Regions from separate parts of the Homo sapiens genome. Here region 1 is linked to region 2. A link is an interaction called in ENCODE POLR2A ChIA-PET data of the cell type or tissue named here. Cell type or tissue: MCF 10A. All regions are shown on one strand. Each heading gives the region's core, and the rest is flanking DNA. Links, peaks and the distances in the headings are about the cores only.

The links. Peaks named below come from ENCODE experiments on the same cell type or tissue, not always from the same donor. Only the 100,000 strongest peaks of a DNase experiment are listed, where the experiment ranks them.
Region 1: POLR2A ChIA-PET joins it to region 2 with 7 read pairs; 2 of 35 experiments call an interaction of 5 or more read pairs at or near these places.

What each region holds. Positions count from the first base shown.
Region 1 is chr1:162,088,059-162,104,635 of GRCh38, reverse strand. The region is part of intron 1 of NOS1AP (nitric oxide synthase 1 adaptor protein); the gene reads right to left. Among named protein-coding and RNA genes, the nearest start is that of NOS1AP, 27 kb to the right of the region's middle. RefSeq lists enhancers at 12,053-12,647, 12,648-13,243. In MCF 10A, for the core only: no CTCF peak of the experiment used is centred there; no DNase peak of the experiment used is centred there.
Region 2 is chr1:162,199,516-162,216,092 of GRCh38, reverse strand. The region is part of intron 2 of NOS1AP (nitric oxide synthase 1 adaptor protein); the gene reads right to left. Among named protein-coding and RNA genes, the nearest start is that of MIR4654, 51 kb to the right of the region's middle. In MCF 10A, for the core only: no CTCF peak of the experiment used is centred there; a DNase peak (open chromatin) is centred at 8,762.

The DNA.
Region 1 (16,577 bases), core at 6,079-8,578, 110 kb after region 2:
ACAAGAGCAGAGAAAAGAAGAATGAAAAGGAATTAACAAAACCTCCGAGAAATATAGGATTATGTAAAGACACCAAACCTATGACTGAGTAGGGTACCTTTAAGAGATGGGAAAAAAAGGAACCAAGCTGGAAAACATACTTCAGGATATCATGCAGGAGAACTACCCCAACCTAGAAAGACATGCCAACATTCAAATTCAGAAAATGCAGAGAACCTTAGTAAGATACTCCATGAGAAGATCAACCCCAAGACACATACTAGTCAGATCCTCCAAGGTTGAAATAAAGGAAAAAATGTTAAGGGCAGCCAGAGAGAAAGGCCAGGTCACCTACAAAGGGAAGCCCATCAGACTAACAGCAGAACTCTCAGCAGAATCCCTACAAGCCAGAAGAGACTGGGGGCCAATATTCAACATTCTTAAAGCAAAGAATTTCCAACCCAGAATTTCATATCCAGCCAAACTAAGCTTCATACGCAAAGGAGAAATAAGATCCTTTTCAGATAAGCAAATGCTGAGGGAATTTGTCACCAACAGACCTACCTTGCAAGAGCTCCTGAAGGAAGCACTAAATATAGAAACAAAAAATCATTACTAGCCACTACAAAAACTCACTGAAGTACACAGACCAGTGATACTATGAAGCAATCACATAAACAAGTCTGCAAAATAACCAGTTAGCGTCATGATGACAGAATCAAATTCACGTATCACAATACTAACCTTAAATGTAAATGGGCTAAATGCCCCAATTAAAAGACACAGAATGGCAAGCTGCATGAAGAGCCAACCATTGGTATGCTGTGTGCAAAGACATAAACAGGCTCAAAATAAAGGGATGGAGGAAAATTTACCAAGCAAATGGAAAACAGAAAAAAATAAGGGTCACAATCCTAGTTTCTGACAAAACAGACTTTAAAGCAACAAAGATCAAAAAAGACAAAGAAGGGAATTACATCATGGTAAAGGGTTCAATTCAACAAGGGATAACTATCCTAAATATATATGCACCCAATACAGGACTACCCAGATTCATAAAGCAAGTTCTCAGAGACCTACAAAGAGACTTAGACTCCCACAGAGTAGTCGTGGGAGACTTCAATACCCCACTGTCAATATTAGACAGACCATTGAGACAGAAAATTAACAAAGATATTCAGAACCTGAACTCAGCTCTGAATCAAGTGGACGTGATAGATATCTACAGAACTCTGCACCTAAAAACAACAGAATATGCATTCTTCTCATTCCCACACAGCACTTACTGTAAAATTGATCACATAATCAGAAGTAAAATACTCCTCAGCAAACGCAAAAAAAAAACTGAAATAATAACAGTCTCTCATACCATAGCGCAATCAAATTAGAACGCAACGTTAAGAAATTCACACAAAATTACACAACTACATGGAAATTGAACAACCTGTTCCTGAATGACTCTTGAGCAAATAATGAAATTAGGCAGAAATCAACAAGTTCTTTGAAACCAATGAGAACAAAGAGACAACGTACCAGAATCTCTGGGACGCAGCTAAAACAGTGTTAAGAGGGAAATTTATAGCACTGAATGCCCACATCAAAAAGCTAAAAAGATCTCAAGTTAACAACCTAACATCTCTACTAAAAGAACTAGAGAACCAAGAGCAAACAAACCCCCAAAAGCTAGCAGAAGACAAGAGATAACCAAGGTCAGAGCAGAACCAAAGAAGATAGAGACAAAAAAAACCTTCAAACAAATCAACATATCCAGTAGCTGGTTTTTTGAAAAAATTAATAAAATAGACCACTAGCCAGACTAATAAAGAAGAAAAGAGAGAAGAATCAAATAAACACAATCAGAAATATTAAGGAGAAAATCACCCCTGACCCTACAGAAATACAAACAACCATCAGAGAATACTATAAACACTTCTATGCAAATAAACTAGAAAAACTAGAGGAAATTGATAAATTCCTGGACACATATATCCTCCCAAGACTGAACCAGGAAGAAACTGAATCCCTGAATAGACTAAAAAGGAGTTCTGAAATTGAGAAATAGCCTACCAACCAAAAAAAGCTCAGGACCACATGGATTCACACCTGAATTCTACCAGAAGTACAAAGAAATTTTACTGAAACTACTGAAACTATTCCAAACAATTGAAAAGGAGGGACTCCTCCCTAACTCATTCTATGAGGCCAGCATGATCCTGATACCAAAACCTGGCAGAGATACAACAAAAAAAGAAAACTTCAGGCCAATATCCTTGATGAACATCAGTGAAAAATCCTAAATAAAATACTGGCAAACCAAATCCAGCAGCGCATCAAAAAGCTTATCCACCACGATCAAGCTGGCTTCCTCCCTGGGATGCAAGATTGGTTCAACATACACAAATCAATAAATGTAATTCATCACATAACCAGAACTAAAGATAAAATCTACATGATTATCTCAATAGATGCAGAAGAAATGACCTTGGATAAAATTCAACATACCTTCACGTTAAAAACTCTCAATAAACAGGGTATAGCTGGAACATACCTCAAAATAATAAGAGCCATGCATGACAAACCCACAGCCAATATCATATTGAATGGCAAAAGCTAGAAGCATTCCCCCTTGAAAACCAGCACAAGACAAGAATGCCCTCTTCTATCACCACTCCTATTCAACGTAGTATTGGAAGTTCTGGCCAGGGAAGTCAGGCAAGAGAAAGAAATAAAGGGGATTCGAATAGGAAGAGAGGAAGTCAAATTATCTTTGTTTGCAGATGACATGATCCTATATCTAGAAAACCCCATCATCTCAGCCCAAAAGCTTCTTAAGTTGATAAGCAACTTCAGCAAAGTCTCAGGATACAAAATCCATGTGCAAAAATTGCTAGCATTCCTATTCACCAACAACAGGCAAGCAGAGAGCCAAATCATGAATGAACTCCCATTCACAATTGCTACAAAAAGAATAAAATACCTAGGAATATAGCTAACAAGGGAAGGGAAGGACCTCTTCAAGGGGAACCGCAAACAACTGCTCAAAGAAATCAGAGAGGACACAAACAAATGGAAAAACATTCCATCCTCATGGATAGGTAGAATCAATATCATAAAAATGCCCAAAGTACATACTGCCCAAAGTAATTTATAGATTCAATGCTATTCCCATTAAACTACCATTGACATTCTTCACTGAATTAGAAAAAGCTATTTTAAAATTCACATGTAACTGAAAAAGAACCCAAATAGCCAAGACAATCCTAAACAACAATAACAAGACTGGAGGCATCATGCTAACTTCAAACTATACTACAAGGCTCCAGTAATCAAAACAGCATGGTACTGGTACAAGAACAGACATATAGACCAATGGAACAGAATAGAGAACTCAGAAAGAAGACCACACACTTACAACCATCTGATCTTCAACAAACCTGACAAAAACAAACAATGGGGAAAAGATTCCCTATTTAATAAATGGTGCTGGTTGAACTGGCCAGCCATATGTAGAAAACTGAAACTGGACCCCTTCCTTACACCATATAAAAAAATTAACTGAAGATGGATTAAAGACTTAAATCTAAAACTCAAAACTACAAAAACCCTAGAAGAAAATCTAGGCAACACCATTCAGGACATAGGCACAGGAAAAGGTTTCATGATGAAAAGGCCAAAAGCAATTGCAACAGAAGCAAAACTTGACAAATGGGATCTAATTAAACTAAAGAGCTTCCGCAAAGTGAAAGAAACTATCATCAGAGTAAAGAGAGAACCTAGAGAATGGGAGAAAATTTTTGCAATCTATTCATCTGACAAAGATCTAATATCCAGAGTCTATGAGGAACTTAAACAAATTTACAAGAAAAAAACAAATGACCTAATTAAAAAGTGACCAAAGGACATGAACATACACTTCTCAAAAGAAAACATACATGCAGCCATAGGCATGGGCAAGGACTTCATGTCTAAAACACCAAAAGCAATGGCAACAAAAGCCGAAATTGACAAATGGGATCTAATTAAACTAAAGAGCTTCTGCACAGCAAAAGAAAATACCATCAGAGTGAACAGGCAGCCTACAGAATGGGAGAAAATTTTTGCAACCTACTCATCTGACAAAGGGCTAATATCCAGAATCTACAATGAACTCAAACAAATTTACAAGAAAAAAACAAACAACCCCATCAAAAAGTGGGTGAGGGATATGAACAGACACTTCTCAAAAGAAGACATTTATGCAGCCAAAAAACGCATGAAAAAATGCTCATCATCACTGGCCATCAGAGAAATGCAAATCGAAACCACAATGAGATACCATCTCACACCAGTTAGAATGGCAATCATTAAAAAGTCAGGAAACAACAGGTGCTGGAGAGGATGTGGAGAAATAGGAACACTTTTACACTGTTGGTGGGACTGTAAACTAGTTCAACCATTGTGGAAGTCAGTGTGGTGATTCCTCAGGGATCTGGAACTAGAAATACCATTTGACCCAGCCATCCCATTACTGGGTATATACCCAAAGGATTATAAATCATGCTGCTATAAAGACACATGCACACGTATGCTTATTGCGGCACTATTCACAATAGCAAAGACTTGGAACCAACCCAAATGTCCAACAATGATAGACTGGATTAAGAAAATGTGGCACATATACACCATGGAATACTATGCAGCCATAAAAAATGATGAGTTCATGTCCTTTGTAGGGACATGGATGAAGCTGGAAACCATCATTCTCAGCAAACTATCGCAAGGACAAAAAACCAAACACCGCATGTTCTCACTCATAGGTGGGAATCGAAGAATGAGAACACATGGACACAGGAAGGGGAACATCACACATCGGAGACTGTTGTGGGGTCGGGGGAGTGGGGAGGGATAGCATTAGGAGATATACCTAATGCTAAATGATGAGTTAATGGGTGCAGCACACCAACATGGCACATGTATAGATATGTAACAAACCTGCACGTTGTGCACATGTACCCTAAAACTTAAAGTATGATAATAAAATTTAAAAAAAAGAAAACATACATGCAGCCAATAATCATATGAAAATAAAAAAGCTCAACATCACTGATCATTGGAAAAATACAAATCAAAACCACAATGAGATACCATCTCACACCAGTCAGAATGGCCATTATTAAAAAGTCCAAAAGTAGGCCAGGCACAGTGGCTCACACCTATAATCCCAGCACATTGGGAGGCTGAGGGTGGATCACAAGGTCAGGAAATTGAGACCATCCTGGCTAACACGGTGAAACCCCATCTCTACTAAAAATACAAGAAAAAATTAGACTGGCGTAGTGACAGGCGCCTGTAGTCCCAGCTACTCAGGAGGCTGAGGCAGGAGAATGGCGTGAACCCGCGAGGCGGAGCTTGCAGTGAGCCGAGGTCGTGCCACTGCACTGCAGCCTGGCAGAGCGAGACTCCATCTCAAAAAAAAAAAACAAAAAAAAAGTCAAAAAGTAACAGACGCTGGCAAGGTTATGGGGAAAAAGGAATGCGTTTACACTGTTAGTGAGAGTATAAATTAGTTCAGCCATTGTGGAAGGCAGTGTGGCAGTTCCTCAAAGACCTAGAGGCAGAAATACCATTCAACCCAGCAATCCCATTACTGGGTATAAACCCAAAGAGATATAAATCATTCTATTATAAGGATACATACACACATATGTTCACTGCAGCACTATTCACAGTAGCAAAGACATGGAATCAACCTAAATGCCCATCAGTGATACACTGGATAAAGAAAATGTGGTACAGATACACCATGGGATACTATGCAGCCATAAAAAGGAATGAGATCATGTCCTTTGCAGGGACATGAATGGAGTTTGAAGCCATTATCCTCAGCAAACTAACACAGGAGCAGAAAACCAAACACCACATATTCGCACTTATAAGTGAGAGCTGAAAGATGAGAACACATGGACACAAGGTGGGGAAAAACACACACTAGGGGTCTATCAGGAGTTGGGGGGAGAAAGAGCATCAGGAAGAATAGCTCGTGGATGCTAGGCTTAATACCTAGGTGATGGGATGATCTGTACAGCAAACCACCATGGTACACATTTACCTATGTAACAAACCCTGGACATCTGGCACATGTACCCCTGAATTTAAAATAAAAGTTAGAGAAAAAAAAAAAACGACACCGTTAATTGTACCAAACAAAACTGTAAGGCACCTACAAATCAATCCAACAAAAGGTAGATACAAATTTAATTAAGAAACTATCAGCCAGATGCAGTGGCTCACACCTGTAATCCCAGCACTTTGGGAGGCTGAGACTGGTAGATCACTTGAGCCCAGGAGTTCGAAACAAGCATGGGCAACATGGTGAGACCTCCTCTCTACTAAAGATACAAACAATAGCCGGGCATGGTGGTGCACGCCTGTGGTCCCAGCTACTCAGAAGGCTGAGGCAGGAAGACTGCTTGAGCCCAGGGGGCAGAGGTTGCAGTGAGCTGAGACCCCGCTACTGCACTCCAGCCTGGGTGACAGAGCAATATCCTGTCTCAAAAAAAAAAAAAAAAAAAAAAGCAAAAGAGAGAAGAAACTATTATAAATAAAAGCTTATTAAAATTCATTAATGAAGACCTAAATAAATGAAGAGATAAAGCCATATTCATGGACTAAAAGACTAAATATCATAAAGATGTCATTAATCTCAAAAATTATTCTATAAATTCAACATGATTCTGATTAAAAATCTCAACCCAAAAAGACAAATAAAGAAAAAAAACGAATAAATATAAATATACCTATTTTAAAGAACTTACTAAACTGATTCTAACATTTATATGAGAAAGCAAAGGGAGGCCCAAGAATAGCCAAGACCATAAGGTTAGGAATCATCCCGCTAGATCGCAAGACTAAAATAGAGCTATAATAATTAAGATAGAGGTTCTAAATGAAGGAGAGATCAACAGACCAATAGAACTGAATAAACCTTGAAATGGACCTCCACACATATACACTTGACACATGACAGCAACAACATGGTAAAAGTGGTGAACAGACAGAATGAAGTGCTTCAGAACCACTGGTTATCTACATAGAGAAAAAACAAAATTAGAATCTTATTTCAAACCATGCATAAAAATAAATTCCAGATGCAAATGTGAAAGGCAAACTTTAAAACCTTAGAAGATATAGAAGAACACTATTATGATCACAGATTACAGAAAATGTTGAAACAGACAAAGAAAACACAAATAAAAAGGAAAGATATACATTTTACATTTAAATCTTAAAGTTCCATACATCAGAAGATACCATAAAGACAGTGAAAACAGCAGCCACATAGTGGAAAAGACAATTGTTATACACATAACTGAGACCAGCATTTAGATAGAATGCCTATAAGTTAACAAGGAAAAGACAAAAGAACTCAGCTTAAAAATGGGCAAGAGATATGAAGAGGCAATCGCATAAGAGGGAAAAACATAATGACCAATACACATAGAAACTGATGGTTTAACTCACTAGTAATAAGGGAAATGTACTTTTTTTTTTTAATACCCAGCATACTGGCAAAAACTGTTAAGGATAACAAAACCAAGGGTTACCAGGGGTGTAGAGCACAGCAATATGAATGTATATTTTGTCAATTTATATCCCTCCAGCAATCTTACAAGTGGAAGAAACAAAGTGGAGGATGTGCTCAGCTTATGGTCCTACAATTCCACAATTAGATATATAATCTAACAAACTAGTAACTGTGCTCAAGGAGACTTGGAGATTTATACAAGAATGTTTGCTGCAGCAGTCTACAATTGTGAAAAACTAGAAACAACCTAAATGCAATCAACAGAAGAATAAATAAGTTGTGGTATATCTATACAATGGAATAAGATTCAGTAGTGAAAATGAATGAACTAATAAGGGTAAACTTCAAAAGCATATTGTTAAGTAGGAAAAAAGCAAACTTAGAATAAGCACCATATTATATCATTAAATAAAATGTAAAAACATGGCAAACAACACTGTATAATGTTATTGGATATATGCATATGTTTTTTAAAAGTATAAATATATGGGGAAAATAAAATAAATTCAAGATAGTGGTTGTTTCTTGGGAAAAAGAGAAGGAGGAGAATTAAATCAAGGAGGAGTATCCAGGGGACTTCAATTATACATATTTTTTCTTTAATCTGGGTGGCGGATACCTACATGATCTTTATATTACGTATATTTTTGTATGCCTGAAATATTTTGTAATGTTTTAAAAATCAAATTCATGTCAAGAGGCCTGATGGTGGTTCAACTGGTAAAGTTACACTGGAAGACACTGGTTTGATATGAGGGCAAAGTCACCTAACAATTAGAGCTACCTCTAAATAAATACGCTGACATGGAAAGTGAAGACTTCCCCATCATTGGAGCTCTCTGAACAGAAGCAGATGCCCTCCTGTAGAAGACACTGCAGAGGAAAGAACCATTAATGTTCCATTTACCATCCTATCTTCACTGCAGAGCCTATACTTAGGAGATGCTTGATTAATATTTGTTGAATATTGAAATTTGAAAAGCATTTACTGCAAGTCTCCTTAAATGCTAGTGGTAGAAAATTGAAAAGAATAAAAATAACCTAACAGTAACAAAATTAAGAATATTAACTTATACTCACCAACAAGGATTAAACAGGATGAATTAGAAGACAGGAGACTGGAGGAGAGCAAAAGCAAGCTCAGAGAAACTGTCTACATTGGATTTGAAGACTATCCAGTAAATTCCACATGATAAGTAGTCTTTGAAGGGTGCTTTACAGTTTATTCACGTTATTTAATCTCCACAATAATCATGCAAAGAACAGCTTTACTTCATTCTATCAGTTAAAAAACTGAAGCTGACAAAGATTAAGTGACTTGCTCAGTATCTTACAGCCAGTTGGTATCAAGGCTAGTACTAAAACGTAGGTCTCCAGACACCAAACTCCATCTTCTGTGACACAAGTAACCCCACTCACCGGATGAGGGAACCCCACATACAGGCGTGTTGGCAGTCTAATATGGTCCCTACAGAACTTAATACACAGGTAGTAGAAAAGACAATTTAACATTCTGAATTAGCTCTATCAATTACTACATTCTTTCCTTGTCTCCCAACTTCATATTCTAATGCCACAGAGTATACACACACCCAGTGCCTTAGTTGGGGTTGCTATAACAAAAATAATGCCATAGACTTGGTGGGTTAGACAATAGAAGTTTATTCCTCCCAGTTCTGAAGACTGAGAAGTCTGAGATCAAGGTGCCAGGTGATTTAGTTTCTTCCTGGTTTGCAGACAGACCTTCCTGCTATATCCTCACAGGGCAGCAAGAGAGATCATCTCTCTGTCTCACCTTATAAGGGCACTGATCCCACTCATGAGGACCACGCTATCATGACCTAGTTGCCTCCCAAAGGCCCCACCTCCAAATAGCATCACACTGGGCATTAGGGCCTCAACACAAAAATTCGGGGAGGACACAAACATTCAGACCATAGCACTCCATCTGTAAGTCACTGATCAATCCTCACTAAGAAATTTGTAGAAGATATGATGCCACAGCTCCTATAACTGTTGCCAATTGCCCACACTGGGCTATGAAAAAAGACATTTAGGTCAGACTCACATTCATGACACAAAATCCCTGCAGAACCCATAGTGGAGTGTGAGTGGACTTAAAGCCAGCTGCTCCACCCGTTACACCCCATCCCTCTTTCTAGCAACTGGAACATGTTCCCAGCAGCACTGTAAGGAGTAGAAGATGACATGTGGCTGCCTGGTGCTGGAATTAGAGCTGGAATGGACAGCGATACCTGGTTTCCACCCTCACCCACTCTTCAACAACTGGACCATGGTTTGGAAGGACCATTAACAGGACAGAAGTCAACACTTGCATCCTCTCTGCTCAATCCTAAACTAGCTGAGAGATCTTGTCTGAATCACCAAACTTACTCAAGACAGAGCTTCAACAAGTGTAAAGTCAAAAGAAAGGTGATGGTCCCTAAAATGTCCCAGAATCTGCCAAGTGTCCACTTCCCAGCCAGGTTCAGGACAGGCCCAGGGCATGCCTGCAGAACTCAGCTCAGACACTCAGCAGATGTTTATTAAACCATCCATCCATCAACATGACTGTGTTTATGGTTAGCCCTAACAAGCATGATTAGGGGCTGGTTCTCTAATTCTGTTTTACGGGTTTTGTGGGCTCCAGGGGAAGAATAAATCAAGCAGGAGTTTACTGAGTCTGACTCAGCACACACCACCAACATTTCAATCAGACCAGAGTCTGAAAAACAAGCAAATATCACTCTCCCTACCAGTCCATCTGCTGTCTTGATGAAAGATGAAAGTAAATGGAATGAAGAGCATAGGGAAGAGAACCAACCTGTGTTTATGATGCCATGAAGACCACTCCAGCACACAACAAAGTTCACTTTCAGAGTGAGGCAAGAGTGTGTAAAAGCCCCCTCCTCCTCCCAAGAGGGTAACTACTCACTCCTACCCATCAGCTGAGAGTCCAACCACACATCTGCCATTGGTGCGAGTCTATCACACAATATGCACACTGATAAATCTGGCTTTCAAGAAAGGCTAGGAAAGTTACAGACAAGCACTTACGCCTATTGAGGTCTTAATAAGTCACAGAACAACTAGGCTGCCAGAAGGAACATTAGAATCCATCTTCTTGGTCAAAATCATTAGAAACATAAGTCCTAGAGGACGGAAAATTGTATTGTGGGCCCTGTTCACATTGACTAACTGCTTTGTACTGTTGCTTAATTTTTTTCAGTAATGTCCACAGGCCAGGCACAGTGGCTCATGCCTGTAATCCCAACACTTTGGGAGGCCAAAGTGGGAGGATCACCTGGACCCAAGAGTTCAAGACCAGCCTGGGCAATATAGTGAGACCTCGATTCCACTAAAAATAAAAAGTTAGCCAGGGTGGTGGTGCATGCCTGTGGTCCCAGCTATTCAGGAGGCTGAGGCAAGAAGATCACTTGAGCCCAGGAGTTCAAAGCTGCAGTGAGCCATGATCATGCCACACCACTCCAGCCTGGGCAACAAAGTGAGATAGCGGCAAAAAAAAATAAAATAAAATAAAGCGCCATAGTATCTCTTCCACTAAACTGTATGTAGCCTGAGAGAGAGACAAAATATCTAACACATACCTACCTAATGTCCTCGCCACCAAAAATACTGCCTGAATATGAAAAGCACTCTATTCACACCTGTTACCAAAATAATTCTAAAAAGTCCACAGGGTATACCAAGCTTGTGCAACACCATATCTACATCACATGACCCTTGCAGCCAACACTGTCTTGTTCAAGTTTATGTCCCTAACATCTAGCACAGTGCCTGGCTTGCCATAGTACTCAGTAAATACTGATTGCATGAATAAAATTCTCTTTCATAATCCCCTTCTTATTTTAACACATTCCTACTTATCCCCTGCTCAGATAGGGGAGATATTTTTATCAGAACCAGCACTGAGAGGCAGCATGCAATATTCCAGGGGTTCTAGAGGCCTAGGTCTACTGGGAACTGCCTTTCACTACCTAAGGGATGTTACAACATTTAGCCACTAAGACTTAACTTCCCTACCTGTAAATGGAAATAATAAAAACTATCTCAAACAAAGGATCTGAAGATCAAAACAGTAATTAAAGTGTTAGATAAACTGCAAAAGAAAATAGAGGATAGGAGTAAAGGAGGTACAAGATGAGAATAAAAGAAGCAGCCAAACACTTGCCGCTTAAAGGAGCCATTTTTCTCGTATCCCCTCATTTATGGTACTAAAGAAGAATAAGGGCTTGGCCTGGTGAATGCAGGAGGAGTAAATCCTCCTTACCATTTCATCAGGAAGCCTCCCCACACTGCATCTTCTTCTCAGGATCTGTGGCATATAATTTAGTACTCAACAACACACAGTAGGTGAGTTTGTTCATCTTTTCACATGTTAGTCCCATTTCTCCAAACAGATTCATTCACTGCATATACATTGAGCATAAATCATGTACCAGGCAAGGGTATGCAAATTTGAATTACTATCTTCTTGCCCAAAGAAACAAAAAGACCACTGAGAGAGAATAAGCACTGAGATAAATAAAATGTCAATTCATTAAGTCAGTCATAAACTCTTATTCAGTGAATAGCATGGAGCCTTCAGAGAAACACTTTTCTTGGAAATGTCAACAATCACCAGATTTACCACTTGGTGGCATGAAAAGTTCAACAGGACTGACGAAGCCAGGCCTTCTGGTTGTGCTCTTGATTCTGCCACAGGAGAGCTGTGATAGTGCTGATGAAATCCTCCTCTGTTCTCTCCCTCAATTATTCCACACAAACACCAAATTCTGCATGCCTGTATCTTAAGAAAATCCACTAGCTGAAACACTGAACTTCCTAAAACAAAAGAATGAATGAATACCCTTCAATTTACTCTATAAAAGTCCTCTTCGTTTTACAATAGTCTGTTTACTCATTACTCAACAGGGAAGCTGGGGTTTGAGAGACTGGAATGTGGCCTGGGAGAGTTCAGGACAAGCTGCAATGCCAATCCCATCCTTTGTTGGATCCACAGCCTTGAACTAGTCACTTTCATCTCTTTGTACTTCAGTCCCCCTCATCTGCAAAATAACAGAGCTGATTTAGGACCTAATCTCAGAGGTGATCTCTGAGGTCCCTTCCAACTCCAGCACTCCGTGATTCTATATTTGATTCTTCCTGTATATTCTGCAGACCACCCCACCTTGCCCCAGTGAAGTCACATCCCAATTACTTAATGCCCACGTAGTGGTTGACAGATCAATTAGAGCAAACAGCCAGAACACAGCAAGACTGCACAGCACTCCACATGCTCCTGGGCTGTGTAAAGTGCCCTCTCTCTTTGAGGAGTGGGAGGAGGAAACTTGTGATCTCTGTCTTCCCTTAGCTGTTCATCAACATGTTGCTCAAATGTAATTACACATAAGCAGGATTTATTCATTCCTTATCCTATGTTCTCAAATCTTTATATGTTTTGCTGCTCCATGGGGGAAAAATAACTTAAAATCTCAGTCAGCAACTTGCCACACTGTAGTGAAAATTAAAAGCAATATCCCAATTCTGGGAAAATGGTGGCAATATATTTATTGAGTCTTCCACAGTCTCTACAAAAAATAAACAGAGCAACTAAATAGCAAATTTAAAAACTCATGGATGACACTCAACAAAATTTGGTGACAAGTTATCGGAGACAAATCACCAATAGCCAGTATGATATTGATGTCTATGTGGGAACAATCAAAGGGAAGCAATGGGGCATATGATGAACCTGAACCCAAAAGAGCCAATAGGGTAAACTGGAGAACTGCCGCTGAACCTGGAACAACAGGGGACCCACAGGAGGTTCGAAGGGCTGGAGCACTCAAGCCACTAGGAACTCTCAAAACTGATTGCCCAGGACAGGACTCCACACCAAGAGAAACTGCTGGGAACAGAATCAAAATGAAGCAGGACAGGCAACAGAGACAAAGAAAAGAGAAGGCTCAGGTAAAAGAGAGAGATGGAAACAGAACTACCACATTTTTTAAATCTCCATGAAAACAAGAGATTTTTAAATCTCCATTTCTCTGTGCAGTTAGAAATACTACCAAACCAACCCTCCTTTTTAAAATTCAGGAAAACTAAGTTTACATAAAAATTAACAACAGAAAAGTAACAAGGTCAAATCCATAAACATTTCTATAAAAAAAGAGAGAATAAGGAACAAAATAACATCCTTAGAAATATGTGATAGTGAAAGCATGCCAAAAAGACATATTTTTAAATAAGCTAAAAATACTTTAAATTATGCAAGGCATGAAAGAACAACATAAATTAGAATTAGAAAAATTCAGAAATAAAGTGACAAAACTCAAGAAAGCAAAGTAAAAAAAGAAAACTATTTTAGAGATAAAAACTAAACTAGAAGAAATATAAGAAAAAATAAACCTAAAAACTGCCTGAAACTTAGGGAAATTTTTTAATTAAAAAGAAATAATAGGAAAGAGATCAAAGGGATTTGAAAGTGACAAACATCGAAGATAGGCAAACAAGAACCAACATATGGATAAGAGTGGTTCCGGAAGAACAAAACCAAAGCAAGGAATATAATTCTAAAAACAGTAGTCTGTGAAAACTTTCCTGGAAAAAAACTATTTGAAACCTGATATTGAAAGAACATATTGTTTACCTGAGAATACTGACTCAGAATAATATCAACATATACTCTAGTAAAATTCTCAGACTTTTTTTTTTTTTACAAAAGATAATTTAGGCAGCATCTAATTTTAACTGTATACAAATTATAAGGAAAAGAAAAATTAGATCAGATTTACAACAAGCTTTATGCCAGAAGTAGATGGAATAACACTTAAGATTTTTTAAAAAATGTCAACCACAGATTTAATATTCAGCAGTTTTGACCTTTCGCATACAAAGAGCATAGATAAAATGTTATCAACATTCAGAAAAAAAAAATCAGGGAATATTGTTTCCATAAGCTTTTCCTAAGGATACTAGAGAAGAACTTTGGATAATCAAAGTGACTAGAAACAAGAATGTAAGTTTTGGTAGTAAGTATTAAATATGTAATTATTGAAGAACTAAAAACTAAATGAGGGTTAAAAAGGAAATATTATAATGTGTAATGACTATATGATTGTATTAGTTAACTAGGGCTGCTATAACAAACTATGACAAAGCTACAGGCTTAAGACAACAGAAATTTATTTTTTATAACTCTGGTGAACAGAAGTCCGAAGTCAGTTTCACTGGGCCTAAATCAAGGTGTTGGCAGGCTGCACGGCCTCCAGAGGCTCTAGAGGAGAAACTATTCCTTGCCTCTTCCAGCTGCTGGAGGCTGCCAGCCTTCCTTGGCTGTGGCCACATCACTCCAATATCTGCCTCTGTGGTTACACTGTCTTTTCCTCTTCTGTGTGTAATCTCCCCCTCCCTCCCTCTTGTAAGGACAACTGTGACTATATTTAAAGCCCACCCAGATAATCCAGGATAATCTCACCATCTCAAGATCCTAAACTTAATCACATATACAAAGTCTTTGTCATGTAAAGTAACGTTCACAGATTCCAGAGATTAAGACATGAATACTTTTTGAGGGACCATTACTCAGAGTATCACAATAATACAGTATAACCATTTTAAAAGATGGTGAAGGATACAGATGACATATTTTTTAAAAGGTTTTGGACTGTTTTCAGTAATCATAATTGGTGCTGGTGTTTGTACTACTATTCTGAGATTCCTAATTGTGTAGTGTAGGATAAAGCAAGTGAGTAATTATGGAATATTGGATTCTGTTATTCCCTATGTATTTGAAAACCAGAATTCTCAGTGTGGACAAAAGATCAGATGAAATACAGAAGTAGTTAAGATATTGGAAATATCAGTATGAACACACAAGTATGTTTACATCTATCACATTCATCCTTGCTCTTTCCTTATGTGTAGTTTCCCAGCTCTGTTCACCAAAAAAGACCTACAGACAATGGCCAACTCAATAAAAATTAGCATCCCTGGTGCCAAGATAATGGTCTTGAAATACAATTTTGCATTAAAAGATACCAGGTCTTCCTGGAGAAATGATTGATTCCAGGTCTGAGACACAAAATACACAAGGAGTGGAAGAGAGATGAAGGGGAAGGAGAATGGCGAGAGGGAGAGAAAATCCCTGATACCAAAAGAGGTATCGGTCTCCAGATTGTATGTATTCATAAATTCATAATTCATAAAGACGTTACCACAGGAAGGGGAAGGAGGTGCTGCTCAGCCCTGGACACACACACACAGTCTGGACACACAGCTAGCAGTGTCCAGCCAAATGCTTAGTAGTATGAGGAGGCCTTTGACCTACAGACTGAGTAATCTGGCCTCAAAGAGGAAATCATCACCATTGTTTGGGGGCACACCTCAAACCGTCTTGGCCTGCTGCCATTAAACATTCCCAAATACCCTTCTGATGGAGATCTGTCCCCCTCCTCACCACCACCCTCCTACCTGCAGGGAGATAAGTGCTGGTTTTGTATCCCCAAGTATATCCAGTAACTCTTTTCAATTAGGTTCCTCATTGTCAATCCATAAAAAGAAATTCTGGCCTCATAAATCAGGCTCGATAATCTGAACAACCCAGTTCTGCTCACAAATGTCCTTATTCTGTGTACACATCAGCAGTTCTTATGGCTGCACATGGCAAAATCACCTGGGAGCTTTTAAAATTACAATGATGATAGGAACCCAGCCTGAACATATGAAATAAGAATCCCTAGGGGCAGTGGGTATCCATGTTTTATAAGTTCCTCAGGTGATCCTATGGTGCAGCAGGGTTGCAAAGTACTGTTACATGAAATTAGGTTTCTGAGGCAGCAAGGTTAAGTGTTAGCCCTCAAACAGTCAGCAACAATGCCGGCTTTTAAGCCCAAGACCCTGGCTTCTGGGACAACCCCTGGGGCTCTCAAGCACATATAGGCCTCTTCCTGCTTGAATTTCTACAGAAATCCAAGATCATAACTAAATCTTTTTTATCCTTTGCCTTTCCGCAGAATTTGACCCTATA
Region 2 (16,577 bases), core at 7,555-10,054:
GCAAGGAAGCAGCTTGCAGTTGGAGCAGGAAATAAAAGTGCAAATGAGAGGCTCAGCATGGTCTCCACTCGCCATCCCACAAACGGGTGAACACACACGGAAGCTGGACAGACAGACCAAGGCGTGGCCAGAGAACAGTGAGTTATAATGCTATGAAGGATATGTGCATGAGAAAGGTCTGATGGAAATTCTCCAAAATGCTAACAAAAGAAGCATGGTAAGATCATGGGTTATCATTGTTCCTTTCCTCTGTTTTCTAAATGTTCTGAAAGATTTATCATCTTTAAATCTGAAAGATTATAGAATTCGACATCATCACAACAGTCCTGGCTTGAGCCTAAGGTGCATCTGCCCGAGGTCTCAGGTCTGCCTGGGCATGAGTGGAGGACCCAAGGGGCCATTCTGCTGGAGACCATCTGGATGACACACTAAAGGGCCTGCTGGGAGAGCATCTGTTTTGAGGACAGAGCTGGGTCCTCAAGCTTGAGCCAGTGACAGAGCTCAGGCCAGGCAGCAGGTCAGTTATAAGCATAATACAGTGCCTGCCACTCAGACTGTCTCCTGGCCCAGCATCCATGTTTGCATCTTAGGAACAGGCCAAATAGCAGGACAGAGAGCAGCAGACAGCAATGACCCAGGGCTCATGAGCCTAGCCCCGCAATGCAAGTTAAGGTTTCACCACTTCAGTAGGGGACACAACACAGTGCTGCCACCTGCAAGGTCCAGTGCATCACCAGTGTGGCCCACCCAGCAAGCCAGTTTCTAAAAGCAGGGAGTGGCATGACCGCAGTCGAGTGCTGTGGCTCAGCTCTGGCAAGCCTCAGAAAGACTCGGCCCCGGGGCCTTGGCAAGGCACTTCCTGGGACTTACGGGCCCCGAGGCTAGGGGTGCTCAGGGCAGGCATCACCACACACAGGAGACAGGGAATCCTAGGCATCTCATGGTCCTGAGAGCACTGTGGCCTTGAGGACCCGTGAGATCCCTCCCAAGCATGCTCAAGAAATCTTGGAGAAGCTTCGCGGAGAATGCAGCATAAAAGCCCTATCACGGTGGGTTGGGGTGAAGCCAGAGGAATATTGTTTTCTGTTATTGAAGGTGTTCTGTTTTTGTTGCTCCACTCACTGATGTAGCCTGGCAGGGAGAAAGGTGACATTTTCAAAAAATGTTTAAGAATTCATTAATAACGATGGTAAATTAGTAACTCTGAGCAACTATTAGAGGCAAAAAAGAGAGAAATATGACTAACAAACAAATGTTAGCGTACAGACAGAACTCCCATATGCTGTCAGCCACTCTTCATGGAAGAAAATAGTAGCTATTTCCAGACCGAAAATTAGGCCAAATAGTAGTTCTGTGAAGTGATTCAAGAACACAATAAACAATAACAAATATACAATATAAGATAAAAGACAAATGAATACACAGTATCTAATGAAGAAAAGGCTACTTCACAAAATTAAAAAGATATGCAGCTTGACAGTAAAGGAGGGTTAATCAGCCATTTGAATGATGGAAAGGTTAAGAAAAACACTGAGAATTATTTTTGAACAGAAAAAAAAATTATGAAGGGAAAATCAAAACTCAGAAGCTAAGCAGCCCTTCCCTCCAGTCCCCATGGCACTCTATTCCTCCTGGGTGTACAGCCTTTACCACCGTGCATACTCACTTCCCCCTTTCCTTCTCCCTCCAACCAGACTGTGAGCCTGCTGAGGGCCATGCTGATATCACCTCTCTGTCTGGAGGCGGGCACGCAGCATAGTGCTGGGCAAAGAGTAAACAATATATTGGCTTTTACTGAATGAATGAATGAATGAATGAATGAACGAACGAACGAATGAACAAGCAAACAGATTAACAAAGGAACAAATGTTAAAGGGGCTGAAATAAATGGATATCTCTGAAAGACATAGGAAAAGGAACTCTGGTCCCACAGGCACACCAAAGAAGAAAACTCCTCCACTTGGCATTTAATTGAATTCAATTTTATATATTCTTTGATAGTTTCATGTGCACATGGCCTGTCCCCACTGAGAAGCCTTAAGCCCTTGAAGGCAGGGACCACAAACTTCTACTTCTATGTCCCCCATTATAGTGCCTGGCACAGTGCTGGATTTTAGGTCTTAAATAAATATTCATTAAATAGGCTTGAATAAAGAAGATGAGACGAGACAAGTAAAGTTACTTCTAGCGGATGAGGTTCCTTCATTTTAATTTATAGGAGAAATGAGCTGGCTATTTACCAAGCTTCATTGCAACAGGCATTCCTCAGGACAAAGAGAGCCTTTCAGAACTACACGAGCGGCGGCGCCTTCTCCAGAGTTCCAGGCTTGGTATTTCCAAGGGAGAGCTAGGGGTCAAATAGTAAAATCCGCAGGCACAGGCACATGCCAGGGAAGTTGGCACAGCACCTGCCCAGGCTGGGAATGACTCCAGGCAGCCTGACCAAAGTCAAGAAAGCTCATAATTCATCCAGAGGAGAACTTAAAAACAATCCAGTTAGTTGGATATGACTGCAGATTGGGCAACTGAATGTCAACCGAATTCAACAGTGAGGACAGAAAATAGGAGGTGGGCACATCCTTCTTTCTCTAAAGCACACAGCTCAGGTGAAGGTGAAAGGTCTCTGCTTCTTGTATTTGGCAACTCCAGCCATAACAATCTGTCAGCAAAAATGCCTGCACAGGATCAGTGGGAGAGTCTCCTCCCTCAATGCAAAAATTCCTGACCAGGCAGCTCCCCATATAACCACCACTGGATTAAAGGCTAGACAAAGGCTAATTACTGGAGAAGGAAAGGGTCTCAGACAGGAAATACAGTTGGTTATCACAGCTAATGTTGTGGATGAGAGTTGCTGGGGTATTTAAATATGTATTGGAATAAAGCAAAAGGGGTCATGCTCATACGTTCATTTCCTTCCTAAGGAAATGTACCAGGGTGTTCAAGTTACCTGGGACTCCCTAACTGTATCTAGATTCCTTGAGGGTGGGGAGGTGGGCGGCCAGCCCTGACCTGATCCCCTAGAGACACCCTCCACCTGCTTTTCCTAGACACAATGCCCCAGATCCACCCCATATTATTCAGGAGAGTCAGAAATGGTTACCCTGGGCAAGATCCACAGCTTGTCACTTGGGCTCAAGGCAGCTGTGTGACAGGCTTTCGAGGAACAGTCTCTAGGCTCATACAGCTGAACTTGTTGACATGGTCCGCCGTGTGCCGGGGGCACTCACTCCACAGAGAGTTCAGAAGCTACACGGCAGCAGCCAAAGTTCACAGGGTGTGTCGAGGGCAGAAGCAACATCCCAGCAGGAAGAAGGAGAGGTAGGAGACTCTCCACAGCCATCTCATGGCTATCCTCCACCCACTCACTGATACTTTCTAGGCCTGCATCCACAGCTAGACCCCCTAGACTGATCATGGGGCAGGAAAGTGTGTGGCTTCACTAAAATCCCGAAGCTTTTACAATTACCCCTGTTCTTATCCTATATCCCTTACCACTCTTCCACTACCACCACCAACATACACACCTATTACCAGACTGGGGTGGGCAGCGGGGTGGCGGGGGGCAGAGTTTACATATTTCCCATCCCAAACCCCAGTCACTTAGAGGTTCCCCATCCTTGAGTGTCAATGTGGATTTGTGATGGGGAGAGTAAATAGTTTGGTGCATAAAACCTAGACTGTGTTTCATGAGGGCAGGACCAGCCCATTTTGCTCACCACTATAGCCCAGCACCCAGCACAGGTGCTAAATGTTTACTGTCACCTGAATTAAGAGTTAACTGGTCATTAAGTAGATGAGGTGGGACTACAGAAGACCAGACCACTGCTCAGACCACTGATCATGCAGCCCCTGGTTCTCTATATGTCAAACAACACCTTCCCAGCCTTGCAGAGGGGGCCACACGATGAGCTGTCTCACCTTTTTCCTGTCCCTGTCCTGTCAAGTATAAAAACAAGAGGAGCCTCCAAGAGGGCAACCCGAGGGAGGAAAACTCAGCAACACAGGCAAGGCATCTCCTCCTGCAATCTGCCTGGTCCTTCCCCAGCTATAGCATCGACTAGAGATTATGAGCTAGGTTTACACTCCTGATTCTGTCACTAAGTAGTCTTATGACTTCATACCAACAATCTGAACTTTTGGGGTCTTGGTTCTGTTTTCTGTAAAATGATCTTCTTTTGTGGGGGGAAGCTACAAGTACTGGACTTAAATATACAACACTCCCAAGGATGATTCAGGGCCAGCTGCTGCTAATTCAGCCAGTCCCTCCGATGGCAGGACACCTAGAGACCCTGGACCCTTGTCAGTTTCCTTAACCAGGATACGGTCAGCAAAGTGTAAACAATCAGACTGCAGAGAGAGGAAGGAAAGTGGCTCCCCCAGGGTCTCAAACAGTCAAGAAAAAAACACAGGGAAACAAGGAAAGAAAGAGTTCGGACAGGAAGGTAGCCAAACAACCCACTGCCTCACTGGGTTTTTAATGCCCTAGGAGGTGAGTTATTGCTTCTGAAGTTGAAAAAAGAAACATCAATAAATAAGTGCTATAGATTGTATTGTCCCTCCCCCACCAACATTCTGCACTGAAGCCCTAAACCCCAATGTGACTGCATTTGGAGAAGGGGCTTTTAGGAGGTAATTAAAGTTAAATGAGGTTACAAAGGTAGAGTCCTAATCCCATAGGATTGGCATCCTTCCAATAAGAGGAGGGGAGGGAGAGAGAGATGTCCTTCTCATACATGCACTAAGGAATGGCTATGTGAGGACGTAGCAAGAATCATCTGCAACCCAAAGAGACAGCCCTTACCAGACACTGGACCTGCTGGCACCTTGGTCTTGGACTTTCCAGCCTCCAGAACTGTGAAAAATAAATTTCTCTTGTTCAATCCACCTAGCCTGTGATATTTTGTTATGGCAGCTGAGCTAAGACAATAAGAGACCCAAGAAGCCTGCTGGCTCTCTCCAGTCTCAAGTACCATTCACCCTCATTCCCAAGATGAGCCTGTCTCACATTCATTGTCCCCATGTGAAGATCTGCCTGGGTAGAAACAGCAAGAACACAATGGTGGGAAGTGGGGTGAGACCAGAGTAGCAAGAGACCAACTTTCTTCACATGGTAGGACTCCAGAGCCCCCAGGCTTGTGGGCAGCACTGCAGCCCCTCCAGCATCACAGCAGCTGCGGACTCCGTGAGCTCAGGGGCCTGACAGTGACAGCCAGTTCAGTCGCTGGGCCATACTCGTTGTGTGCAATAGCAGAGATGAAGAAATAAAGGCAGTCAGTGGATAGAGGAAGGCCAGTGCCATGGAGCTATTTGAACATGTCACTCATGCCCTGCCAACCAGAGCAAATGGATCTCCCATTCCACAGGCAAAGAAGCCTGGTGATGAAGGCAGCCCAGGAGAAGGAGGAGTCACCACCATGGCCTTGAAGCAGGCGAGTATCTGGAGGTAATTACAAGTGGCACCAATATGCCCAGTCAATTACAGAGTGGAACAGCAACTCCACACGGAGCCTATAAAATGCTGTCATGGAAAGCAAGGACTTCACAGAAAGATGCTGGCCTCAGAGAGCTCGGTGATATGACAGTCATGGGCCTGAGAGAAATAATTTCCAGAGAAAGTGGATTAATTCTGGTTCTCAGTCACAGCCAACTCCCATGACAGCTGATTCAGAGCCATGGGGAGATAGACAGAAGGTGGCAGGGAAAACAGTGTGGCTTTTGCTTGCTGTCGAGTGAGTCAGGGAGGCCCACAGTGAGAGAGGCAAGCAGAGCTGTGGGCTGGGCATGGGAGAAGTCACCGTGCTCTTGAAGGTCGAGCTGGGCCCCACAGCAAGGAGATCCAAGGAACCCACTCAATGCGTCTCTAAGCCCTTGCACCTCAGCCTACTCCACACTGCAAAGTTGTTGCTGAAGAAATGTAGTTAAAGTGATACTCTCTCCCCCTCAGAGCCTTACCACCCATCCCTCCCATATAATCAGTCTTTCAGACAGCAGTATGCCCATCTCTCTTCCTTCTCCTTTCACAAGGATCAAAATAATAAGGAAAAATTAACAAAAATATATACATTTTTAAAACTCCCAGGTTGGAAAGAACTTAGAGACATCTAGTCTGGTCACTCGTCTGATATCTCTATCTCTGCCCACTCTGCATCAGCCTTGGCTAAAATGGCCCCAGTGATGAAGAATTCCTTCCCTCCTAAGCTTTCTTCATCTTCCAACAACACTGATGACCAGAAAATTCTTGTTATACTGAGCCAGAATCCACTTTTCAATTGCCTGGTTCTGCTTTGAGTACAGAAGAGTCCCCCTGCCCTTGCCCCCCGCCCCCAGCTCTCAGCTTCATGAGAGCTTTCCAAAACTTGAAGATGGCTAGCAAGAGAGGGATCTTCCCAAAGTGTTGGGAGGGCTCTGGCCCAACTCTCTAATCAATTTCTCTTCCATGAGTATTTAAAAAGTGTTCTTTAGAATAATGTTTTCAAGTCACAGAATGTTCAGTGGTAGAAGGTATCATAAAGATCATTTATTCTTCTTCCTTCACAGATGAAACCCAGGCACAAAGAGAGGAAACTGACTTGTTCAAGTCCTCATAGACACTTAGCAGAACACCCAAGGTTATATTTGAGCTCTCCTCACATCCAGAGGTTTGTACTGGGTTCTCCTAAAATACCACTTCTCCTAATTTTCCCCAAGCAGAACTGTGCTATCCTATCGCCCTTCTATCTACATGCATTTATACACACACTTCAGTCCAGACTATTTCCAACTTAAAGGCTTGGACGTTTGGCTTTTGGTTGCCTGGTACAACCTTACATGTGAGACAGTCCCTGAGACACTTGGGCCCTACACTGGTGCCCATCCCTGAAGGGGCACCAGAAATATTTCTGGAAGTCATTCCCCAGCAAATTGGGAAACATCTTGTGCAAAAATTGCAAATACAGAGGCCCCATGGGGTTTAAAGGCCATAAATGGGATTCCAGAAGAGGAAAAATCTTACCCATAAGCTTATTCTTTTAATCAATTGTTTGAGAGTAATCTGAAAAAGGGTTGCAGAATTTGCTCATTCCCCTGCAGTGTTGGCATTCTGAAAGTAAGGGACTGCAGGCCTGTGAGTCAGCAAGGAAAGCAAAATGAAAACTAGAAAATTCTAAGCATTTATTTAATACGAGCTAATAGAAGATGATGAATATGGCCTCAAATTTTCTGTTCTCCCCAGCCTCACATGAAGGTGGTGCAACCAGGAAAATGAGCTGAGCAGATGGAGTAAACATTTATTAGACATCTACTTTACGGTCGGTATAAAGGCATTGTTGAGAAAACAAAATTTCCCCTAAAGTATTTATAGCCTAACTCAGAAGGCAGGGTACAGGCAGTGTCTAAAACACAATTAATCAATGGTTCTCAGCCTGGGATGATCTTGCCTTTCAGGGAACATTTGGCAATGTCTGGGGTCATTTCTGAATGTCACAACTGGCATTTCATATATCCATATAATGGATAGAGGCCAGGGACACTGCTAAACATCCCACAGTACACAGGACAGCCCCTTACAACAAACAATTATCTGGTCCAAAATGGTGGTGGTAATAAAGTTAAGAAACCCTAAAGTAGGTGATCCACTAGTAGATACATGGTGGCTAAAATGAACTAGAATTCATCCAATTCAATATTTATTGAGGATATGTATGTGTCAGGAACTTTGTAGGCACTTAAGAATTAAAGATGAATAAGACATGTCTCTTCTCTCAAGGCTACATGAAACAATTATAAAAAGACAAGGTGGGATGTGATCCAGAGTTAAATTGGGTGTGTAAGTGCTTCAAGATTCTGAGAAAAGTGTGGCAACTGTAGGCCAGCATTAATTAGAAAACAGATGGGTCCTGAGCTTGGTCTTGGAGGGCAGGTAAGATTGGAATAGGCAGGCTGGGAGGCCCCTGCCAGGTGAAAGGGCTGAGCTGAGGGGCTCCAATAGCATCCCCAGACTCACCGTGAGAAACCCAAGAAGCATGCTCACTGCTGGTCCTCCCGCATCATAGCCAGCTGGCAGAAGCCAAGCCTGACCACAGTCTACATACCTTCATCTCCCATCTACAGATACTCCCCAGTGCCTAGCGCAGGGTATGTATTTCATGAATATGAAATAATTAGAAAAAGACAATAAAATTAAATCAGGAATTACTATTTTTTTCAGGCTTTTAAAATAAACTTTATTTTTAAAAAAGTTAATATGTGCATTATAAGAAACTGAGAAACACAAGAAGCAAAGAACACAGTCATTCACAATCACAAGCAGTTTATAGTTTGACATGTTCTTCTAGATCCTGTGTGTGTATAGGCACAACATCCAATTTTATGGGACTGAGACCGTACAGTATGTATCATGATTTTTCACACATCATGAATATTTACCAATTCAAAATCCCAAAGCTATATGATAACCAAGAATACACTACACCAACCAGGAACTACTATTTAATGAACATTTGCTCCCTGCCAGATTGTTTGCTTAACAACTTTACTTGCATTATCTCATTCAATCCTTGACCACAACCCTGTAAAGTACCTGGTATTACCACTTCTAAAATGAGGAAACTGACTGGCTGAATGAATAAATAAACCAATAAGTCAGCAAAGAACCAGCTCGAACAGCTCTGCTGTTCCCACACTAACCTGGGCTCTTTCTGATGCCTGCTGTTCCTTGGGTTCCAGCTTGCCCCACCCCTCAGGGCTCTTACACACACAGTGGCTATCAGCACCTAGCTGTCTAAAGCGGAGGTGTCGCGTGGGTAGACGGTGATTTTACAAGGGTTTCTAAGGCCACTGTGCCTCTGGCACTACGTCTAGAACTTCCCAGAATTTCTGCTGGCCAGAAGCCAGCACCACAAAAGAGACTGGAGCAAGGATGCTGGTATAGAATCTCCTCAGGGAGAAGGCTCAGGATCCCTGGTCCATGTTAAAACAAGGCAGCAGCAAACAGCTTCTTTTCACTAGCACATTTAACAAACCCTCTAATTATGTGATAAAAATCCCACTGGCGACTGCTTTTCTCAGAGCAGCACATTACCACTATCCAAATATTTCTCGGTCTCTAAATAATAGGGTAATTTTACAAGGCACGTATCTGCAGCAGCTGCAACAGCACAAATGGGTGCTGGTTAATTCCTTCTATTTATACAGCCCTCTTACCATTTATAGGATGCCCTCGTGGCTTTATTTCATTGGATCCAAGCAACCACGTTTTGAGAAACAAGTCACCTTATCTCCATTTTACACTCAAAGAGATCGAGGCTCAATGAGGTAAAATGAATTGCCCATGGTCACACTACAAGGTCTTCTGGCTTGTCTGGTAACAATATCATGTGCCAGCCACACTGCATGGCCCCTTTGCAATAGGTGATTTTCACTCTCCTTTCCTACTTAATTTGCAAATGATCATCAAGAATGCCTACTTGTATATTAACAAAAAAATTCCTGTGATACAAAAACTCACAATCCCCTTATCTTATGATAACAAGGCTTACCTAACTTCAGAGGTTGACAAACTATTTCAGCACAAGGCTGGATAGCAAATATTTAGGCTTTTCAGGACAGACTGTCTCTATCACAGCTACTCAACTCTGCCAAGGCAGCCAGAGACAAATGTGTGTGGCTGTGTGTCAAATAAAACTTTATTTATAAACACAGGAAGGGAAGACACAGATTTGACTTGCAGATGTAGCTTGCCAACTCCTGAACTAGATTATAGGGTCTTCCCATCCTCTCACAGATCCGACTAACCCATAGAGTCAAATCTACAAACTCAGAAACAAGAGAATAAAAAACTTTGCTACTTTTTTTTTTTTAAGAGAGAAATAGATTTGAAATGCCCCAGTCCATTTTCCTTTCCAGAGCTCCCTGGAGTAAAAATCCCTTTATGCTATTTCAGCCACTTGCTGAACATTACTCCCTGCTCCACACACATTTTCCTCTTTTCCCTGTTCTTTTGAGTTTTCCAGTTACCGGATAACATTCTCTAAAAGGTTTTATGCTACTGTTTTGCCTTTCCAAATGTGAAAAGATGATGCCCAGGTCCCTCACAAAATGGTCTTCATTTGAACAGTATAAATGACTGCTTTGCTGAGAGGTGGGTCAAACAGACATAGACCTCTGTGACTCCTTACACCATCAAAGAGTAGCAGTATAACAAGGCTCAGCCAACTTCAGAGGCTGCCAAACTTTTTCTGTGTAAGGCCAGATAGCAAATGTTTAGGCTATCGAAGAGCCACTAAAAACCCCAAAAGCCCCATCCTACTCATGGAACAAGGTCTACAGGGTTCAGAATTTTGCTTGATGGCTCACACACCAAGCTGGGAATTATAACAGGCCTGATCTACAGCAAGACAGCTACAATTCCCAAACTGAGAATCACCCTTTTAACATACCTCCAAAGACTTCCTTAGTAAAAAGATCCAATAGTGATGACACCGGAATACTCCCCGGAAAAACCATTACATTATTCTGGATGAAAGATGGAAAGGCATGAAGACGAGAATATTAGAGTGGTATTTAGAAAGAAGGAAAACTCTAACTTTGAATCCCATTTTCAAGAAGCATCTTAAGTTGTGCTTTCTTTGATCCCCATTCACTTAATTGTCACCCTCTACCAAGGAAAAAAAGTGGTATGGCAACTGGGGAAAGAGAGCCAAGCTCATGTTTAATGCTTTGTCTTGCAATCAAGAGGCACAGGGGAGCTCCACTCCCCATTAGCTAAACATCCAGACCATCTAAAACAAATGCAAGATTTCATCTTAAACACTTTTAAAGTAAAGCTTAAACTGATCCTGAACCTGAGAGAAGAAAGGAGTGATATGTATTCAGGCTCACACATGCCTGACGCACAGTAATCAATAAATGTTTGCTCAATAAATGTATGAATATCAGGAACCAACTTCCCATCTGGGGTTCACAGGGCTTCTTTTCACATACTCATTTATCAAGAAGCTAGGCATCAGTTTTGCTTTCTCTCCAGGACCAACTGATTAGCAGTGTGATTTCTGGCAATATCTTTGTGCTAAATGAAGTATTACAAAACAGTTCAGATGGCTTGTGTTGCTCAGCCTCATGAATATCTGGTGTGCAGAGAACCTGGATATCTTCTTATCCAATTCAGCAAAAATCTAGGATACATTTTAGTAGCTTCCTCTCAAAGTCCCCTAGTCCTACCCCTATAAACAAATCACCATCCATTCACATCCCACACAAGCACCCACAGCCACACATGTGCACGTACAGTCTTCAGATAATTGCAGCAACACCAACCCAGTGATTCAGATTCATAATGATTTCTAGGAATTCAGAATGTCTAAGCTAGACATACACATTTCTCTGTTCCGTTCCATTTTGAAAACTACGCAAACAGCTGGCAGCAGCTGCACTGATCAAAAGCTAGGACTCCACACTATATGACAAGAGGCACTAACACAGGAAATATACAAGGCAGACATACATGGGATGATGCCAAAGGAACAAGAGGACACAGAACACCCTCTTCCCAGCTCTAACTGTGAACTGTGTTCGGAGTGACCACACCACTCTGACACTGGCTGGCCATTCGCTGCACTTAGGCAGCAAGGTGAGGTTCAATCCCCAGTCATCACCTGCCCACACAGAGGCAACAAAAATGTGAGCCATTTTAATTCACTCCACCATCAGTGACTATCTATTTGGTCCCCCAACCAAAAGACTGACAAAAATAGGAAGAAGTGACATGTAAGCGGAAACCTGTAAGATGACCTAAAGCTTTGGGATGGGAGAGCATCGTGGAGAAATGAGAAGGCCCAAAGGCAAGTGAGAGCACGGTGTTGCTGAAAGAAGCCCAGCTGTAATGTAGGGCAGCAGAGAAAGAAGGGGAAACACAAAGTGAAGTCAACCAGGCCAGGTCATTTGCTTGTGCCCTTTTGGGCTATGTAAAGGAGTTTGTATTGTCCCCAGAGCATGGATGAACTATTGCAGGGTTGAAGCAGCACAAATGGGCACGCACTAACAAGACTTGAATTTTTTGAAAGAGCACTCTGGCCATACTGTGGAGGATGGGTGTGAGGACAGTAAGGCGAGCCTGCTAAATCTAAGCCTAGGCTGAAGGGGGCCTGTGGTGGCAATGGGTACTAAGAAAAATCTGTATTGATGGCATGCATTTCTTGAACTTCAGATCTTTATGGGCTGACCCTTGGTGCTTCTTTAATATCCTATCAAACTTCCATCTGGCCTTCTTGACCAAAGAGGAAAAAGACCAAATCCTCTGGGGCCCTGCTGGATGGGATGGGATGTGATAACCCCTTTCAGAAGCAAGGTGGAGCTTGCTTTTATGCCCTAGGTGCCCAACATTTAAAACATCATCTACATCACATGCATTATCACTTCTTGTGATTCCCTAAGAGTGGCAGAACTGGGATTAGCCCCTTTAAGTAATAGGGAAATACTCAGACAGCAGAGGCAAAGTCAAGTTCTAAAGTCATGGTGGGTAATCTTGGGATGGAGTCTGCAAATCAATTTTTTTAAAGGTGCTACACCCTTTGATTATCTTTCCTGTGTGATTCCCACACTCCTTCTTCTAATGACTTTTCATCATAATGTTGACATCTCGCCTTTTGAAAATTGCTAAAAAGTAGATACTTTGTAGATGTGTGCTGGGGGAAAAGCTGTTCCCTGCTTCCTAATCCCAGCTCTGCTTTGGCCAATGCAATTAGAGCACAGACCAGTAGTGGAATCTGGATGAAAATCCACATCACATCCTTTAACTCCTATCCAAGGCTCACTGCACTACATCACCTGAATAGAGGAATGAACAGACAGACGGACAAGCATAGCAATGGAGAGTTGGATCAATGAACAACCTCTTAAAGCTTTATTTATAATCTACCTCCTTCATCTAATAAGAGATTTCATAGGGAAAAAAACAGCCTTTTTTATGTCAGCAAAACCAGATCTAATGAGACCAAAGAAATGAGCAGGTTCCTCTGATAGCCTCTCTAGATGATTCAGGCTGTCTGTCCCAGTCATGAAGACACTACCCTAACTCAAGGCACAAATACAGCACACCCCTCCCGCCGACACACACAATCACCAAAAAAGGCTGCCAAAAACAGTGGCTCTTAGTAGCCAACACTCTTACTGATGGGGAGAAAGGAAACAGACCTACAGGCATCAGTTGAGCCCCTGTATCCAAGCATACCTGAAGCTAAGCTCCAGCCATATATTTTATTTCCAGATATCTAAGCCAATATAGTTCCTTTTCATTCAAGCCAGTTGAAGTTAAGTTTCCTCATCATTTGAAGAAAAAGCATCTTAGTTGATACAAAATGTAAACAGGTATAACATTTCTGTAAAACTATATATACATATATATCTCAACAGTTTAAATTGTTCATATACTTTAACCTGACAAAATCATTTCTAGGAACCTAACCCAAGGAAATAATCTGAAACACACGCAAAAATTTATTCATAATATTTACCATAAAAACACAAACTATGACATAAACTTAATGGCCCACATTAGAGGAAATGATTAGACAAAATCACACTATATTTTTAGCATAGAATATTATGAAACCATTAAAATGTATGTTTACTACAAATTATTAAATGTAAGGTTAAATGTTTCACCTTTTATTTTACATCAAATGTAAGATTCAAAATTGTTTATGTACCATGATTTCAACTTTGTAAAAATAAAATAAAATATACAAAAATACTAAAATATAATGTGCCAAATGCTAGTAGTGGCTGCTTCTGAAAAGGGATATTACAGGTGTTTCACTGATTTTTTAAAAAAATTATTCTCTATTCTTCAAATGCTCTGCAATAAGAATATATCGCTTTCAGGGTCAAGGAAAAAAACTCAGTAAAGCTACCCCATCCAAAATGAAATTCATTCTTCTTCTTCATATAAAACATAATTTCTCTCCATAAAGCTTCCACCTAGAGTTTCGACTCCCAATGTTAGGTTTTCTGGGACCACATACAGATCCCCAGGACAACCTTTCAGATATTTAAAACCCTGTCAAAACCTGAGTTTTGCCCTCTCCAGATTAAAATCCGTTTCTCCACCACCCCCATAGAATAGGGTAGGCTTTCCAACTCTCCTCTGAACACACTGCAATGTGTTATCCCTTTTAAGATGTGCTGTTCTAAAGGAAACTATCAACAAAGTAAACAGACAACCTATAGAATGAGAGGAAATTTTTGCAAACTGCATCTGACACAGGTCTAATATCCAGCATCTATAAGGAACTTAAACAAATTTACAAGAGAAAAAACAAACAGCCCAATTAAAAAGTGGGCAAAGGACATGAACAGACACTTTTCAAAAGAACACATACATGCAGGACAAACATATGGAAAAAGAAAAGCTCAATATCACTGACCGGAGAAATGCAAATCAAAACCACAATGAGATACCATCTAACACCAGTCAGAATGGCTATTACTAAAAAGTCAAAAAATAACAGATGCTGGCAAGGTTGCAGAGAAAAAGGAACACTATACACTGTTGATGGGACTGTAAATTAGTTTAATTATTATGGAAGACGGTGTGGCAATCCCTCAAAGACCTAAAGACAGAAATATCATTCAACCCAGCAATCTCATTAGTGGATATATACTCAAAAAAATATAAATTGTTCTATCATAAAGATACATGCATGCATCTATTTATCACAGCACTATTCATAATAGCAAAGACATGGAATCAACCTAAATGCCCATCAGTGATAGACTAAAGGATATCATTAGTCTAGACTAAAGGATATGATAGACTACAGGATAAAGAAACTGTGGCACATATACACCATGGAATACTATGCAGCCATAAAAAAGAATGAAATCATGTCCTTTGCAGGAACATGGATGGAGCTGGAGACCATTATCCTTAGCAAACAAACACAGGAACAGAAAATCAAATATCACATGTTCTCACTTATAAGTGAGAGCTAAATGATGAGAACACATGGATGCATAGAAAGGAACAAAACAAACTGGGGTTTATCAGAGGGCAGAGAGTGGGAGGAGGAAGAGGATCAGGAAAAATAATTAATGGGTACTAGGCTTAATATGTCGGTGATGAAATACTCTGTACAACAAACCCCTATGACACATGTTTACCTACGTAACAAACCTGCACATGGACTCAACTTAGAATAAAAGTTTTAAAAAATGTCCTGCTCTAAATTCATCACAGTGTTCCAGGTGTGGTCTAGTAACTTGTGTCCAAGGAGTAGCACGTCCTTGTTCTAGATACCTCATCTCTGTTAATGCAGCCTCAGTTCCTGTTTCCTCCAACTTGAGATAAGAATGAACAGAAACAGGTTCCCAAGGTAAAGATGAAATTCACCACAGCAACATATCTTTTCCCCTCTCTTTGGAGAACTCCTGATTCTCCAAAAGTCATCCTCCCATATTCTCCAAAGAATTCCTCAGGGGTGATATCACTCTGAACCTAGTCCAGCCCTTTCCAAACCCTCAGAGAAGGATGCCAGGGAGACTGCAACAGAAGTCCTGAGTCTCAACGCTCTCTGGAGATAATCCTCTCCGCTCCCTAATGCCAGGCCCCAGGGTCTCACAAAATATACAGGCAATTGGGCCAGATTTTTGTTCAAACTATTTTCATGGACCCAGGGAAGGCTGGTAGCCTGCAGCCCAAGGAGTCACAGACAGCACTTCTCCATGTCTCAGAAAATGCACTTTTGGGAAGTGAAGAGAGATGCTTTAAGATTACTTCTACGTCATCTTCCAGGTCAGGGAAAGGTCTCAAAAGCCAAGTTCTGGGACTGATGGGATGAATCATAGAAAAACCACAGGAGTGAAAACCACCAAATATCCATGTGCAAATACCTGTGCACACGTATGTGCTCTCACCCAGGCTTGTACCCTTTCAGATGACCAGTAGTAGTTCCTCTCCCCAGAAACACCACAACTTCTAGATAAAGCAGTCCCAGGAAAGGGATGGCCAATAGCCAGTAATTTTTTTTCTACCAGTGCACAAATGGAAGAACCCAAGCCAAGGAAGTGAAATGGGTTTCCTGAGATCTCGCGTGGTAACATGCCACCAGTGCCAAACAGCTTCCATCTCCATGCACATGGCTTCTACCACTACCTACTGCCTCCTCCTACAAAGCAAAGGTGCATCAGCTGTCCTCTAGACTCTAGGACCAAAGCACTAATTTGCATCCTGCTTAATTTTCATTTCCATACGGAATTCCCAGTTTCTAATTTTAAGTCGGCAAATCAAACAATTAAGCCAGTCCACTGCGTGGTCCTCAAACCCAGAATTATGTGTTTTAGCCACAAAGTACTAAATGTTAAAACAAATTCACTAAATTGTATCCCAGAACAGGACTACCTGGGGACTGGCTGTTAAGGGTGGTGGTTTATCAGCCCTTCTTGTCAGGGCAGGAGGATTTGCAAGAATTTACACACAGACACACACACACACACACACACACACACACACACACACACACACACGCAATCCATGCTCTGTTGTCCAGAATTATCAGGGAAATTTTCAGGAGGTCCAGGCTCTAGACTTTTCTTGTGCAAACCAC